Regions from separate parts of the Homo sapiens genome. Here region 2 is linked to region 1. A link is a loop called in an ENCODE intact Hi-C map of the cell type or tissue named here. Cell type or tissue: heart right ventricle. All regions are shown on one strand. Each heading gives the region's core, and the rest is flanking DNA. Links, peaks and the distances in the headings are about the cores only. Region 1 holds the start of TRL-CAG2-1 (tRNA-Leu (anticodon CAG) 2-1). Region 2 holds the start of CX3CL1 (C-X3-C motif chemokine ligand 1).

Region 1 (2,500 bases), core at 1-2,500:
TCCCTTCGCTCCATGCCTGAATGTATCTTGAGAGTGGAAATTCTGTTTTGTTCACAGCATCTAGAAGAGTGGCACATAGCAAGTGCTTAATAAATGTTTGTTGACTTTCTTTCCAGCTTCCAGGGCAATTTGTATTTTAGAAGAGGACACAAAAGAGTTTAGTGCTAAACCTAAAGGAAAGAATTCTGGCAGTCAATGAGGAGAGGACATTTGGGACAGGGAAAGAGGAGGATTTCATTGTCTTTCAGATAACCAGGACCTCTGCCCACCCCCATGGGGCTGCATCCCAAGCTCCAAGCATCTCAAGGGAATCTAATCCAAGGGTGGTAAGTGCTGCTGTTCTCTGGCCGAGGCCGCTCTGTGATACCATCTCAGACAAGTCCGAGGGCACTAAGAGGTTAATGTGACCCCACTGCTCACACCTTCTAGGCCTGACCCCTGGACTCCAAAGTTGGCTCAGAGATGTTCGAGGGTCTTGGACCCTCTCTTCTAGTGCCTGTGTACAGAGAGGGGCAGCAGCTGCCATTGTAGGAATATGAGTCATTAATGAGGGAATTCATTAATTAATGTGTAATTGTTACACACCAGGTCAGCGGCCCAGCCCCCTGAGATCCTAGAAATCCTTCTGGAGAAGGGCACCCTCTCGGTACCGAGGTCTTCTGGTCCCTGGAAACAGCCTGTGCGCGGCGTGCGTAAGCCTAGAGGGGGTGGAAGGGAAGAGAGGAAGATGCCGCGGGGGCCAGGAAAAGAGAGATGAGTCACGAAATGAGGGGATGCAGGAAGGAGGAAGCGAGGGAAGAATGAATCCATGGGATCTTCCCTGCGTACCTACTGTGTGCCGGGTACGGTTTGGGCACTGGGGACATAGGAATAGGGCGGGTCTGGCTGTGCAGCTGCAGGCCTCGTTCTATCCCGGAGCCTGAGTAAATGAATTATAACACATATACAAATGTGAAGCTGCAGCTGGGGCGAGTATTCGGAAGGAGAGCGCGGTAAGAGTGCCAGGCGGCCTTGCAATACCTGGGCTTTACCTAGATTGGGCGCCAGCCCACGGAAATGTCTGCGAATCAGTGCAGGTATACGGACTTGATTGCATTGTGCACAAGGGAAATGCAAGGTTGCTTGCAGATTTCAGGAATCAAAGCTGACATGATAGTACATGTATGAATGCAGAATGAATACAGGCTGGAGGCACGAATGCATGTGTATTGAAGTAACAGTCTTCGGTCTCGGCCTTCTCTAGTAGGCCTTGCGCACCCTCTGGCGTCGCCTAGGTGCATCGCGCTGACCTTCCTTGTCCCATCTCTCCACGCCCATTGGAGCAAGTGAGTGTATCTCGCTCCACCCAACGCCGGGCGGACAACTAGGAGTGGGTCTTCGCTGCCCACTACGCATGCGCATATTGCAGAACTTGTGAAGAGGCTTTATGCGCCACACACTGCAAGCAGTCAGGATGGCCGAGCGGTCTAAGGCGCTGCGTTCAGGTCGCAGTCTCCCCTGGAGGCGTGGGTTCGAATCCCACTTCTGACAGAGCTCAATTACTTTTCCTCATCAACACCGCAGATCAGTGAGGTTATGATGTCTTGTGTGTATGTGTTCTGTGTATATGTTCTTATAATCTTTTTTTATTCTTTTACAGATCAATGAGGTTATGATGTCTTGTGCGTATATGTTCGCATAATCTTAATTGTTTTACAAAACGAGTATTTTCTTATTAACGAGCATTTTCTTTTTTAAAAAAGAATCTCGCTCTGTCGCCTAAGCTGGAGTGTGGTGGCGACATCCTCCCGCCTCAACCTCCTCCGAAGTTGGGAGTTCAGAATCACACGACCACGTCCTGTCAGACTTTTTCTTCCCCACAGACATTCATTTAGACTTTGGATTGTGTGTAAAACGTACGGTCCTCTGTGTTTGAGGGCCTCTCTTGGTGTGCGGTCGTCGAAGATTTCTCTTCTGAAATACCGGAAAAGAGCGCTTGTCAGAAGTGGGATTCGAACCCACGCCTCCAGGGGAGACTGCGACCTGAACGCAGCGCCTTAGACCGCTCGGCCATCCTGACTTCCTAGGAGAGACTATTTTGGGGTCTGATGTAGTTCCTCTCATGCTTCAACGACGCTCGGGACTCAGAACCCAGAGGCGGTGTCCCGGGCAGTTCCGAGTCCGGCCTGCAGCTTAGGTTATCCACAACCAAACCCATCCGGTGCAGCGAGACTCACTGCTGTGGTCAAACTGGCGCTTTCAACTGAATACACAGATAATTTAAATGGAAAATCAGTTTCCCTTACCATCAACAGAAATAAACACAATGAAAACGAAATAACGTTGCTAAATTCTAGCTGCCTGCCCAGGCTCTGAGCCTCAAGTGGTGGTATTATGAACTATTACTAATACCGGTCGGATGTTTCGGGCTGTGAATGGGGCACTGGCGGAGTAGGGGGCGGGGTTTGGAGAATTATTGTTGGAAGGAGGACGCTCTATAAGGTTTTTGTCATCCGCTCCT
Region 2 (4,484 bases), core at 1-2,500, 71 kb before region 1:
AGGGGGCTGGCTAGCGGTTCATGGAGGTGATGTGGCCCACAGAGGTGGTGAGTGTGCATCTGTGCTCTCTCCTGCATTCAGTCCCATGTGTCTTACCTTCTCCTGCCCTACTTGCTGGCTGTGCATTGTCAGGCCAGTTTCTAAACCTCTCTGGGCCTCCATCTTATCCATATCAGGTAGGATGGTTAATTATGTACCCCTACCAGGTCCTGGGCTTCAGTAAGCAAGTGACTAGAGGCAAAAGCATTTTCTACACTGTGCTTGGAGGAGGAAGACAGCATGACGGGTAGACACAGGCAGAGCAACTGGGGCTATAGACTAGCACAGCAGTGGCAAGCCCCAACCATGAGCTGCAGTGACCTTGACCTTCACTGGTCCTGGGCCCCCTAATCCTGGGGGCTTTGAAAACAGGACAGGAGAAAGTCCCAACTGTGGCCTGGCCCAGGGCCAGGGCTGCGGGTTACACATTAACGCTTGATGGAAAGAGCCAGCCACTGTCAGCCAGGGCCTCCCACCCCAGTGCCCAGCAGGAGCTTCTGCAGGCTCTCTCCACCCCCGCCCTCCTGGCACACCCACACCTGGCTCCCTTATGCCACCCACACCACCTCTCTGTGCTTCCAGGCACAGCCACTTTGCTCGCTGGGCCAGGCAGGGCGGTCGCTGGCAACTGGAAATCTGTCCAGCGCTGCATCTGGGGGAAGCGAGGTGCCCAGCCCCCTCTCGCACATCCCTGGGGAAGCGGCTGCCACCGGCCTTGAGCTTTACCCAGGCAGGGTCTGGGGCCCCTGATGTCAGGCTTGAGGGATAGACAAGGGGCTGGGGGCTCCCTACCCTGTTTGTGCCCAAGTCAAGCCCCACTTACCAGCCAGCAGGACAGTCAGATGGCAGAAGGTGGCCAAGCGGAGCAGCCACGACAGAGATATCGGAGCCATGGCTGAGGGTGGGCAAGAGTCCCGGCGGGGGCCAGGCAGGCGGCTAGAGCCAGGCGGCAGAGCTCAGTGCTGTCCCCTTGCCGCCGCCAGAGATCTGTGGCTTTTTATAATGGGGTTGGCTGCCTCCGCCTCCAGCCCCCGCAGGCAGGAGGGTGGGAGGGGAGAGGAAGGGAGCCAGTGTGCAGCCGCTGGATTCCTCAGGATGTTGCCAAGGAACCAAGCCGGCTTTGTGTCCCTGGGCTTCTCACCATCCTAGGCTTGTCATACTGGGACCTTCCCCGGGAGGCTGGACTGGGCCTGCCTGGGTACAAAGGCCTCCTCTCCTGCCACAAGCTGGGAACATGCCCTAGGATCTGGCCTGGGGCCCTTGATCCTAAGTGGGCAACACACAAAAGGCCAGCAGGCCGTGGAATAGAGAGCGGGGCGCCAAGGGGCCGGGAGAGACTCAGGGCCCCTCCATCCTGGGTCTGACAAGCTCTTCTTTGATCCAGAGAATGCCTCGCCCACATCAGGATGGACCCCTAAATTTCCCCTCTTAGAATCCCAAGCTCCTGGGGGACCTTGTTGATCTATGCATCTCCAGAGCCCAGCAGGGAGCCTGAAGTCAGCAGGGGCTTGGTGCAGGGTCTGCTGAAAGAAGGATTGAGTCCAACTTCATATGGATAGATGGGGAAACTGAGGCCCGGAGCCACCCCAGGTTATCCACAGCATCAGAGTGGAGAACTCCCCTCCCACCACCATGATGAGCAGAATGTGGACAGCTCAGGACCCAGGAGAGAGCCCTGGCCTCCCTGCCTCCACCTCCCGGTCTCCCGCTCCCTGCTTTGCACCCACTCCCACCTCTGCTCTGGCCCCTGTTAGCCCAAAGAACAAGGTGGCTGCCAACCCATCCCCGATAACTCTGTGGCTCTTGGCTCCTCAACTCTGTAGCCGTGGCTTGGATAAGGCTTGCCTCTCGTGGGGCCTGAGTTCTCTATCTGCCCAAAGAGAGCATTGGGCTAGTGCAATGGGGAGAGGGCTTCCCAGCACCGGCCCTCCAACAGGCTCTCACCGAAGGGTGCAGAGGCTTGCCAGCCTTGGGAGCACATTAGAACACAGTCTGCCTTCATGGCAGCCTTCCCTAAAGGCAGTGGCAACAATCCCTGAGACTCCAGAAGAGTCAGCAGCTCTGCCTTGGTATAGGACTGAGCTGTACTGGTGTCTCCAGGCTGCCAATCTGAGGGAAACCAGTTGTGGAGCCAGCATCCCACGCTATGAGCCAGTTGGGCTGGGCAGAGGGGCCACAGATCCCAAGGCCAGGGACCTCTCTCTCCTCAACCACCCCCCCCCGCCCCCCCACCCAACCCAATGGGCTGCCTGGTGCATGGGGTTAGGGGTTAGGAGGCTAGATACTTCTTGAAGTAGCGGAACACCCTTGGCAGGAGCCAAGGTCCACTCATGCTCAGAGAATCTGTCCTGGCCTGTGCACATGGGAAGCTAGTAGCCTTCTCATTCCCAATGTCCAATCCCTCTTTTTATAACTGGTGAAACTGAGGCCCAGAGAGGGACAAGGAGGGATAAAAACTGAGGTCGTGTTCTTTCTGCTCTGTTCATGTAAGAACAGAGGAGGAGGCCGAGTGCGATGGCTCACGCCTGTAATCCCAGCACTTTGGGAGGCTGAGGTGGGTGGATCACCTGAGGTCAGGAGTTCGAGGCCAGCCTGGCCAACACGGTGAAACCTCGTCTCTACTAAAAATACAAAAATTAGCTGGGTGTGGTGCACACCTGTAATCCCAGCTACTTGGGAGGCTGAGGCAGGAGAATCGCTTGAACCTGGGAGGCAGAGGGTTGCAGTGAGCCAAGATCACGCCACTGCACTCTAGCCTGGGTGACAGAGTGAGACTCTGTCTAAAAAAAAAAAAAAAAAAAGACATTTTCTTAGGTTCACCAGCCAGGAAATGAGGGATCCTGGATTCGTCCCAGCCAGCTGGCTCTGAGGTCTGAGCTCAAGACCAGTAGGGTCCACCACCTGCCTCCACCCTCACTGCGAGGACCAATGTGAAGACTAAGTGAGTTTATGTCCATAGGGTACGGGACAGAGCCTGGCATAAAATAGAAGCGAAAATGCAAAGCACGGCTCTGCTTTTCCTCATTTGACCCTTTGGACACCCTCTACCCTCCCCAGGTCCAGCTTCTACTCCCATAAAATGGGAATGATCACCCCCATCTATCTCATTAGGATGTTAAGAACTGAATTTAGATTTAATTTGGACACAATAACCAGGCTTTCAGGCTAGCCAGACCCAAGGCTAAACAGGACTCCAGGCCGGATGTGGTGGCTCACACCTGTAATCCCAGCACTTTGGGAGGCCGAGGCAGGAGGCAGAGGCAGATTCCCGGGAATCTGAGACCAGCCTGGCAAAACCCCCTCTCTACAAACATGGTGAAACCCCCTCCCTACAAAAAATATACGAAAATTAGTGTGGTGGCCTGTGCCTGCAGTCCCAGCTGCTCAGGAGGCTAAAGTGGAAGGATCAAGTGAGCCTGGGGAGGTTGAGGCTGCATTGAGCCATGATCATGCCACTGCACTCCAGCTTGGGCACAGAGTGGGACCCTATCTGAAAAAAAATAAATAAATACATCAGCAGGACTCCACCACGGATAAGGGGTGTTCCCTTGGGCAAGTGACTTAACCTCTCTCTGCATTTCAGCTTCCCTATATGTAAAATGGGATGCAAACAGCCACCTCATCAAGCCACCACGACAGTGAATAAAACTAAGGACTTTCACAGTGCCTGGCACGCAGGAGGCATTAGTATCTGTTATTGAGCCCGGTGTGTGCCAGGCAATGTGGTGGGATGGGGGACACAAAGGCAAGTGAGCTGAAGTCCTTGCCCCCAGGAGCTGTAGCTCAGTAGGAGAGAGAAGTTGCCAGCCCTACCAGAGGGCTAGAGGCTGTGGGCTCGGGCAGGAAGGGAGAACTGCATGCTTGTTGGGGAAACAAGAAAGGTGGGTGAGAGAGATGATCTTTCCATCTGAAGATGGGCAGAATTTTGCTTTGTCTCTTTAAAATTTCTGTTTTGGAAAATATTCAACAATACAAAAGAAAGAATCGTACAAAGACTTTCAAATCTCCACCAATGGCTGGGCGCAGTGGCTCACGCCTATAATCCCAGCACTTTGGGAGGCCGAGGTGGGTGGATCACCAGAGCTCAGGAGTTGGAGACCAGCCTGGCCAACATGGTGAAACCCCGTCTCTACTAAAAATACAAAAAATTAGCTGAGTGTGGTGGCGGGTGCCTGTAATCTCAGCTACTTGGGAGGCTGGGAGAGAATTGCTTGAACTCGGGAGGCAGAGGTTGCGGTGAGCCGAGATTGCACCACTGCACTCCAGCCTGGGCAACAAGAGAGAAACTCTGCCTCAAACAAACAAACAAACAAACAAACAAAACCTCTACCACCAATGATTAGCATTTTTTAATATTTGTTTTATCTTTTTTATTTTTATTTTTTAGCCAAACCATTACAAAGTAAATTATAGATGCTTGACACTTTTCCCCTAAATATTCCAGC

What was found. Hi-C counts contacts between places; a loop is a spot of excess contacts. Peaks named below come from ENCODE experiments on the same cell type or tissue, not always from the same donor. Only the 100,000 strongest peaks of a DNase experiment are listed, where the experiment ranks them.
Region 2: a loop joins it to region 1, with 8 times the contacts of the local background. A loop is called at or near these places in 49 of 110 quality-filtered maps.

The regions. Positions count from the first base shown.
Region 1 is chr16:57,299,510-57,302,009 of GRCh38, reverse strand. It overlaps TRL-CAG2-1 (tRNA-Leu (anticodon CAG) 2-1), which reads right to left and starts at 2,059; the gene lies at 1,977-2,059. TRL-CAG2-2 (tRNA-Leu (anticodon CAG) 2-2) reads left to right here and starts at 1,448; the gene lies at 1,448-1,530. RefSeq lists silencers at 1,416-1,585, 1,876-2,085 and enhancers at 1,736-1,795, 2,206-2,335. In heart right ventricle, for the core only: CTCF peaks have their summits at 1,275 and 2,249; DNase peaks (open chromatin) are centred at 1,369 and 2,079; H3K4me3 peaks cover 1,967 bases; H3K27ac peaks cover 2,280 bases.
Region 2 is chr16:57,369,017-57,373,500 of GRCh38, reverse strand. It overlaps CX3CL1 (C-X3-C motif chemokine ligand 1), which reads right to left and starts at 1,011. Exons shown (of 3, transcript NM_002996.6): 1 at 863-1,011. The coding sequence starts at 932. In heart right ventricle, for the core only: a CTCF peak has its summit at 1,005; a DNase peak (open chromatin) is centred at 1,060; H3K4me3 peaks cover 1,531 bases; H3K27ac peaks cover 2,161 bases.